Regions from separate parts of the Homo sapiens genome. Here region 2 is linked to region 1. Evidence: chromatin loops called from intact Hi-C (ENCODE). Cell type or tissue: endothelial cell of umbilical vein. All regions are shown on one strand.

Region 1 (5,000 bases):
TCATGTTTCTAGTTTTTAATAAGTTGGATTAACTTTCTCCTGCTTCTCATCACATGCATGGTTGGAGAAAAAAAAGGGAGGCTGCAAATAAAAAATGATTCCGTAATTTCACCATTGTGAAGTAGCCATATTTTTATATATTGGCACATTTTCTTTGTTACTCTCTTTACGCTCTCTTTCCCTGCTTACCCCCAGGCTGTCTCAGCTTCCCTTCAGTGTGTCCCCCTATCTTCTAAGAGGTCTATGGGGCACTGACTAATATGTGCTTATAAGCAGGATATTTGAGGCCTTGTGCTTTAATCTCCTATTCATGAGCTTGCTTTAATAGTTCTGTGATCATCATGCCACCAGAACCCAGATCTGCTCGATTACCACTCCCCACTACTGCCACTGCAGTCGTCGTTTTCCAGTTAATTCTGAAAACATGAGGAAAAGATTGCAACATCTCAAATTGATATTAAGAAATGTTTGAGAACAATTAAGGCAAATAATATATGTGTGTTTCAATTGCCAGCAATTTAAAGGCCCTTTGTGGAGCCAACTCTTTGATGGCTGGCCACTCCAGTTTGGTCAGGAGAAACTAATGTTCTTGCCCCATTCCCCTCCCTGTCAGCAGTCCAGCCAGAACTTGAGCAACAGCTTGGGCCAAATTTATTTTAGTACTTTAGTACTTCAGTTTTAGTACTTTAATACTTAAGTTTTAATAGAAATGTAATCTTTTTAAAAATGCTTTATTTAGGTGTGATGACCTACAAAAAGCTTTAGATATTTAATGTATACAACTTGATGTGTTTGGGAATAAGTATATATTTGTTTCTTGTAGTAAAAATTTCTTAAAACCCACAAGTTTATGATCTGTCCACATATGACCCCAGTAACCATTACATCATAATCTGAACTTGTTAAAAAGTTAAATTATTCAGTTTTACATAAAAGTATGTATGAATAACATCATGTTGGGCTGTGAAAATCTGAATTGAATATTCTTTTAAACTATTTTCATTAAATATATGATTTAATTTTTTGTTGTTTTCCCTACCTTTGTCTTTATACACATTTATATGATCTTATGCGATTTGCACTTAAAAAATATATTTTAAAATGGTTATTTAACATTCATTTATGTTAAAATGATTGTTTAAATGGCAAAATATATGATGGATTATTTCTTAAGTCTTTTACCAGTCTCCAATACCTTTAATAATCTATAGTAATATTAAACTATAGGATTAAAATGGTGACATATTTTAATGGTTCCTATTAGCTCTTCAAAAATGTCTGTAAGAAAAAAATATACTTTCTTTAGCCATAATTGGCAGTGGCAAGTCAATTTTGAACAGTACCTTACCATGTTTACAAAATTTTGATAAATGCATAAGTAAAATGCTATGACATTTAATAGATTTTAGCATTAACAAATATAATTATATTTATGTATTGTTTGGACTATTACATGCCTATGCGTGAATAATATATTTACAAACTTTATCTTTATCATAGGGTTATTTATATTTTAAATGATTTTAATAGATGATTAAATACAGGTACTAATATTTATAAAGACTATATTTTGCTATTTGATTTATTGGTTTTATGTAATTATTAATGTATACATATTACAATGTTTTTTTATCCAAGCTTATGGGGTTTTTTAGCTTTTGTTTTTAAAAAGATTGTATTAGTTATCTATGCCTGCATAACAAGTCATCTCAAAATTTAATATCTTATTAACAGTAACATTTATTATCTAACATTTTCCATGTTTAAGGACACGGATGTCTTTTCCCAGGCCCTGTGACTCTGGATTTCATGAAGCGACAATTAAGGTGTCAGCCAGGACTGCAGTCATCTGAAAGCTCAACTGGGAGATTATCTTCCGAGATCATTCAAAGACTTAGCGGTTCCTCACATGTTGTTGGACACAGGACTCAGTTCCTCACAGGCTGGAGTCTTCTCCACAGGAGAGCTCATGAATTGTCATCTGTTGTCCACCAGAGGGGGCAAGTAAGAGAGCAAGCGAGGGTGAGAGGTAGCCAGTAATACGGAAGTCACAGGTCTTTGGTAACTAATGATATCCCATTAATTTGTTATATTCTGTTGCTTACAAGCAAGTTACAAAATATAGCACACACTCAAGGGATAGATAGATATAGATGTAGAAATATATATAAAAAAATTATAAGCTTGGAGATACACACACACATACACACTCACACATTATACTAGAAAACAAAAATCACTAGGAGCTATGTTAGAGTTAGAGGCTACCTCTTGTACCTTTCACAATCTTATAAGAATTTTGTGCGTGTGTGTGTCTGTGTGTGTCTGTATGTGTGTATAACATTCTTTCTTAGACTTTTGGTTTTTCAATAGATTTTTAAATTTAAATTGTTGTATGTTTTTGTTAAGACATTTTAGTATAAATATAAAATATATTTGGATGATGAAATCATAGTAGACATACCATACATATACTCAAATATAGCAAATAATTGAATAAAGTTTCCATAAACACTGTCAACAAAATAAACACTTTTCCTGTTAAATTGATTCATGTTTACTATGTATTTCTTTTTCTTCTTTTTTAATGTTGCATATTCTAATTCTGGGGATTTGTTTTTAAATGTTAAAATGGAAAGTAGAATTATCTAACTCTGAGCAGAGGAATATTAAATTATGGGCTATGCTACACCGAAATCTTTCAGGGTTACTTTACCAACGCTCTGCAATAATACCTTATCATGGTTTTATAACTGTTAGGGATGAAGTTATTCAAATTAAATAAAAGCCTGGAAAGAAGAATTATGTTTTTCTAACTATGCATAAATGTAAAATATAACATTTAAAATAATTAAAATAAATAAGACTGATTATTAAAGGCAGTTATAGACTTGTTATACATGTGATACTCTAAAGAAAATATGCTGCTATTCTGAACTTTTAAAATGTACTTGAGTGAAGTATATACATGTAAAATTAATTTTAAATAAAGGTTCCTCTTAACCTTCTTTATATTGACACAGACAAACAATATCTACTCTTAATTACCCATAAAAAGAAGGCTTTTTTAAAAACTACAAAGCTGAACTATTTTCTTCCTTCAATTTTAGAGACAATCATGTTGTAAGAATATGTGTAATCCCTTTCTTTTCTTTTTTTTTTCTTTTTTTTTTTTGGAGACAGAGTCTCACTCTGTTGCCCAGACTGGAGTGCAGTGGCAGGATTTCGGCTAACTGCAGCCTCTGCCTCCTGGGTTCAAGTGATTCTCGCGTCTCAGCCTCCCAGGTAGCTGAGATTACAGGCATGTGCCACCATGCCGGGATAATTTTTTGTATTTATTGTAGAGACAGTGTTTCGCCATGTTGGCCAGGCTGATCTCAAACTCTTGGCTTCAAGTGATCCACCCGCCTGGGCCTCCCAAAGTGCTGGTATTACAGGCATGAGCCACCATGCCTGGCCTGTTTTTATCATTTTTTTATTTCAAGTATTTGGCTTAAGCCATCGATATTGGATAGTATTTTCTATTCCTAAAATTATACTCCATTGAATAAACTCCAGGTGTATTATTTATGATGCTTATCTGTAACACTATAAAATTACTATGTCTATCTAGGGTGTTTAGTATATACATCTTTGAAAAAACATTAAACAAACAAAAACAAAAAATAGACTCATCACACTAGGCTATTTACTGAGTTGACCTCTTAAAATATCCTTCTGTCCGTTTAAACCTTTCGGTATTTTGTAGAATCTCTGGATACTTTTTAACTAAACAAAATTTTCAAAAAATTTCAAATTTCTTAAATTTACATTTCAACCTTTCACTCTAAATTTATTCTGGCCTCTACTATGCCACAATAATTTAAACATGAAAAAATATTCTGGTGCCCTCCCTGCTTACAATTTATGAATAACATGTCAAACTACTCACTAGCTTGCATGACCACAGGATTTTCTATAATACTTATAATTCCTTATTTTTCCCAAGACATAGTAAGTGGCCTCTCCTCCATGTTCTTGTGGTTACTAATTTACCCCTTCATCTAATTAGCCACACATTCGTTTATTCATGAATTAATAGTGTGGTATGCACTAGGGGTGCAATGTTGAGTGAAAGCAGAACTTACCATAATTAATTGAATAATTTATTCACACATAATGTTTACAACTCTTATTCTCAAAAAGTTTGTTTTAAACCCCGAAGAAAACTCATCTATCTACCACAATTGGCATAAAGCCTTGCATCTAAATTTTGAATAAAATAAACCTGAATTGTATAATCATGCAAGAGTCACTCCATATGATTCCATTTCAGATTATTATTTTATCTTTGTGACACTATCACAGAAAATATTTTCATGTCTGTCATTCCTGTTGATTCTCCTGTATGAATAAATTATTTCTCTTTTATTCAGCACTGTATTTTTTGTATAATAGTTGTTGGGCTTAAAATTTAGTAATTTTTTACTAAAACTTTCTACACACCAAAATTTCTGTTTTAAGAGATACCCAGACAAGTTTCAGGTCACTGAATAATCAGTATCAATGTGCCAAGCAAATGACTAGATGCCTAAGCATATCAGTAAGTGACTACATATCCTGATCTACTTTTAGATTTCTTCTATTTGCAATTAGTTACCCATGACTGTTCATATCAACTTTAGCATTAGATAACATTAGTGAAAAATTACATTTCAAATTTAGTAAATTTGTGCTAAATTACAACCCAAAACTCTTTGAATATGCTAAGATCTACAGGGTTGTAGTATATAAAAATGAAGTAAAATACTATAATTCTTTTAAATAATAGACAGATTGCTTTATGTTGTCCTAATTTACAAAAGTGAATAAGCAATGTTGTTATAAAGAATTAACAGAGCCTATGATAATCAGACATTTAAAATAATATTTTAGTTCTAAAATTGAACCAAACTTTTGTGCTGATCATTTACTATAGTTGAGATTGCTAAATTTCTATGAAGACAAATATAATTATTGAG
Region 2 (5,000 bases), 850 kb before region 1:
GAAATATTCGGTCTGCAATCCATTATTGGCATAGTGCTATGGCAGTGATAATAACTGGTCATTTTATTTGTGGTAATCATTTGAAAAATGTATGGAATCAACTTTGGAATTTCTGTATCACTTTACAGGCTTTGCATGTTAAAAAGGAATGTAGAAATTGATGCAATATTGGCCAATATATGCAATTCTGATGGTAGAGATGATAAATAGTCTTCCCAGTTTTGTATTTCCACTTATATCCTCTAAAATTATCCCTAAAAAATAGCTATTCAGTCAGTACATCACAGTCTTTGTGCATCTAGAAGTGGACATACGACTAGTGGTTTCTTGTTTTTTTTTTTTAAACTAGTGAAATATGAGCCAAAGTGACGTGTGTCATTTCCAGGCCAAGGTTTTTAAAAAAGTTGGTGTTCATTCCCCATACTTTTCCTTCAACAGCTAGAATTATATTAGATGTGGTCTTAAACAGAAGAAGCCTCATACCTGAATCACCACATGAAAAGCAGTGATCTGTGCACATCGAGCAATGCTTTGAACTCTGACATTAGCCAGAAATACTTTTGTTTTATTTCAGGTATTAGAGACTATATGTTATAGTACCTAGTATTACCCAAACTAACAACTCTCTTGGTACATACTGTGACAATACATTAGGAAGAATTGAAAATAAGGTTTTTATTCTTATTCAAGCAAAGCGAGTCTCACATTGTGAATAAACATTTTTGATGCGAGGGAAGGATTTGAAAGGATATTCTAGTGTGAAACAGCACTTTCTTGAGCTAGTCAGAGAGGGAGAAACAATTGAATTTGAGTTTTTGAAATGGGTATTTGAACTCTTAATGAATTGATGTTTTTCCAAAAGTATGTTTTATCAAATATGATTGGAAAACAATGCATTATGTATCCAACCTCTAGAGTTACATGTGCATTATCACATTAAAGGTTTTTTTGTTTTGTTTTGTTTTGTTTTGTTTGAGACAGAGTCTCACTCTGTTGCCCAGACTGGAGTGCAGTGGTGTGATCTTGGCTCACTGTAACCTCCACCTCCCAGGTTCAAGCGATTCTCCTGCCTCAGCCTCCTGAGTAGCTGAGACTACAGGCATGTGCCACCACACCAGGCTAATTTTTTTACATTTTTAGTACAGACGTTGTTTTACCATATTGGCCAGGTTGGTCTTCCAACTCCTGACCTCATGAGCCATTGTGCCCAGCCCAGATTAAGGGTTTTAAAGACCTGAAAGCAAACTGGTATTTCTTAATCTCAGCTTTTCAAACTTGCCTTACAGGGCAACTCTTTTCCCCTTGTAATACCTGTTAATATCTCACTGGAATATGTTTGGAGAGAAACATTGGAAGTACTCGCTGTAACTTACTCTGAAGTGAAGTTTAGCTTCACATAAGATTACCATTCAAGCTGATTACCAAATGTTATTGCTTGGAGCTACTTTTACAACAGGGAATGGTGGGTAACATCTAGGTCACAGGTGTCAGAGTTCAAGCATTGAATCCTGATTCTATCTCTCACTGCTAGCTGTATGAATGGGGACAATTTCCTCTGGTCCTAAATTTCCTCACTGTAAAATGTGTTTGTTATGAAAATTAAATTAGTTGATACACATAAAGATCTTATGTGTAGAGCACATAGTAAGCGCTCAACAAATATAGATGGTATCTGCACCTCTCTTTAAAAAGTCTAAAGCTACAGAGGAGTGAAGAATCCCATATATTAAAAACAAACAAACAGAAATGAAAACAAAAACAAAACAATCATCAGCTCAGAGGGTAAATGATATACCAAAAATGGATACACCTTTTTTGCCAAATAAAAACAAGAGATACATTATTGAAGAAGCAAGATGAAAAGAGAAAACAAAGTAAACAAAATCCTAGTACCATTTGCATGCTTGTAACATTTTCCCAGTGTTAATCCATTTTTTTCTTCTGTTTACCACTTCTTTCTCTTAAAATTACTGAAAAAAAAGAGCCTCCAAAATCCTCAAGAATGGTTGATACTTTGGAGAATGGAATAGAAAGAAAGTAGGAAGGAAGGAAAAGCTGCGAAAATTCTTCTGTGTTTCTCAGAGGAATGAGGCACGTCAGAAATGGGAGGCGGCAGCCAGAGGGAGCCCGTAGCTTAATTAAGTCTCACAGGAGACACTGTGATTGCATCTTAAGTGAGGGGAAGAATGAATACAGAATGGTTCCAGGGCAGTTTGTATCAACAGGGGACCCCTCCCCTTGTTTCTTCTCTCTGCCTTCAAAAGTGTTTCTTAAATACCAATATGTTGTCTTCAGCTTTGTCTTTTTTATTTTTTTTAAGTTTCAGAAAATTAAGAAGATTAAAAAATGAAATTTGTGTATAAGGGAAGCTCACTTTGGAGACATGAGATCATTTATTCTGGAAAATCAGTGTCTGGGGGAAACAAAAGCAGCAACAATAGTCAGGCAGACATTTAAGTGAGGCTTTAATCTACAGGCTCAGCACAGATGAAGACTGTGTATGAAACAACAGATCAAAAGTAGCCAGTCCTAGGCAAGAGACTTCACACAGCATAAAGTGTGTAGAGAATTTGCGACCTTGGAATTAGGCATGTATTTACTTATCTCTTAATGCACTGCATGGAACTTTACAACGAGTGGGAAAGCATGTGTTACAGGCATTGATCAAATATCTATCAACATGTCTCAATTATTTATCCATCCTATTTGAGCCAAACTATTACACTCATGCCAGACAGGGATAGGAAAATGACTCTGTAGTAACTGCAGATAAACAGCGAGTGCGATGTTGTGCATTTTATTTTGTGAATGGTGACATGCCATGTTAATCAAAATAACCACATTTCACCTTTCAGCTTTCTTTAAATTGAAGCCCTTGAAGTCTTTTTGGATCTTTTCTTTTCTCCTGGAGAGCTAAAGCATAGCTCCCTACATTTTCTCAGGTGTGCCTATGGTTGTAATTATCACTGTATGCTGATGCCACTGATTTTCTTCTTAGCCCAGTTTTGTTCTCTAGCTCCTGCATAATTTATTCAGCCATATCTATTCAGGTAGGACCAAAATAGAGCTCATGATCTCCAACCCCAATGCATTTACTTTGCAAATCAATAAGTTAGAAATTACCTATGACACCTCTCTGTCCCTCATCATTTACACAAAATTCACCATTGATTCCTTCTACATGTCATTAAATAGTCATTTGAAATATTAATTTCATGATTATGTAGTATTTTATCTTTGTTCTCGAATGTATTTAACCATCTTCTCTTCCGGGTATTTAAGCTGATTCTAAGTTTTCATTATTATATGTAATATATAAAATAATAAACATTCACTAATGTATTAAATAATATAGTATATAATTGATTTTATTAATTACTAATTATTTCCCTATTGATAATTTCAAACCTCCTAGAAGCCATAAGTTACATTCATAAAATTGGTCTTTAACAGGAAAAAAATGATGATGCCAAATGTTTTGATTACTTTTGAAATTCAAATAGTTGCAAATGTACTCATTGTTTACACATTTGTAAATGTTTTCATGAAAAAGTCAAGAAAATTTAATGTGTAAGAGACCCTTAACCAATATTAACATTTTAGAACTACATACATCATTACAGATTGCCCCTAAGGATCACAGGTGTTTCTTTTGTTGACTATATTAAAGAAGACACTAGCTTTGTTAAAATATTTCTTTTATATTGGAAAGAATATTTGGAACATATGATATAAAAGTGGGTGAAATACTTACAATCATATATCTGGAAATAATTCTCTTTATAACAAGTATCTACCAAGTACTAACTATGATTAGGAACTGTGCTAAGTGCTTTGCATGAGTTGTCTCTCGATGATCTAATGCAACTGGTACCATTATCATCACATTGTAGAGAAGAAAAATAACCCTCATGGTAAATATTTGTCCAAGGCTATTAATGACAAAGAGAACATGCTTTTAATATCTGAGTATCCTGCTATCACTTAGTATTGAAAAATATTATTTAGAATACTAGATACAACTAAATTCACAATTCACCACCTTCTGAAAAGAGAACCAGCTTCAGAAATATAAACAACAAAAATTATTTCATCTTGATTATCTACATCTTCTGTGTGAGTCAGTTTATTCATAATAACAGGTTTTATAAAATTGTTGTCATGAAATACTAATAATATATAATTATAAGTGAATTTACTAATGGGAGTAAATGCAGGACCAATACTTTTGTATATCTGTTTTCTTACGTGTAACAAAGTAACATGGAGAATTTATAGCTCTGTTATTACTTTACCAAATTTCTTGCTCTCAATTCCAAATTCTACTTTTTCTGAATTAGCACATTACCTTTCTTTTCATGAACAAGTAAACAAAGGCCAGATCGGTTATATTTCTTTACCAAGGCCAAGAACTTGAGTCAAAGACCCTGATACACATGCAGAATATAATCATTTCTACTCCCCATTGCATCCTGCTGTCACACATTAACATCTTGTTGACTAAAACTTGACTCATATGATGCTATGAAAAACCAGTAATTTTCAGATATTAAAATTCTCTATCACAGGAAAGTTACTTAAATATTTAAAAAGTAACTGCTCTTTTTTCTGTCTTCTACAGCTGCCATTTTCTGTAAATATTTATAATTTCATTAATTCTGTTTAAATCAGGAAGTCATCCTTCTGAAAAGGACTTTACTTAGAACTACAGGTTGAAAACTAAACATTTCCCACCACATAGATTTTTCTTTATGAAAATGTTACAGTTGAGAATATGAACAACACCTGACCTCTGTTATATTTGTCATTGCCCTGACTCAAGGAAGGGCAGACACTGAGTTTAAGTACAGAGAGCCTATAGTCAGGTATTTCTCTAGTATAACAATTCTTTTCATATTACATAAAGGATATGCCTTCACTTTGTAAACAAATCTGATTATATGGATAAAGTGACCAGCATCTGCTGAAATCCCCTTTCTAACTTACCAAACTTAGTGGTT

The links. Hi-C counts contacts between places; a loop is a spot of excess contacts. Peaks named below come from ENCODE experiments on the same cell type or tissue, not always from the same donor. Only the 100,000 strongest peaks of a DNase experiment are listed, where the experiment ranks them.
Region 2: a loop joins it to region 1, with 8 times the contacts of the local background. A loop is called at or near these places in 2 of 110 quality-filtered maps.

Annotation. Positions count from the first base shown.
Region 1 is chr1:188,780,433-188,785,432 of GRCh38, forward strand. No RefSeq gene overlaps it. Among named protein-coding and RNA genes, the nearest start is that of LINC01035, 120 kb to the right of the region's middle. RefSeq lists an enhancer at 1,806-2,100. In endothelial cell of umbilical vein, a CTCF peak has its summit at 1,989 (motif pointing right); no DNase peak of the experiment used is centred here.
Region 2 is chr1:187,926,370-187,931,369 of GRCh38, forward strand. No RefSeq gene overlaps it. Among named protein-coding and RNA genes, the nearest start is that of LINC03121, 290 kb to the right of the region's middle. RefSeq lists an enhancer at 1,877-2,378. In endothelial cell of umbilical vein, a CTCF peak has its summit at 2,081; a DNase peak (open chromatin) is centred at 2,132; H3K27ac peaks cover 252 bases.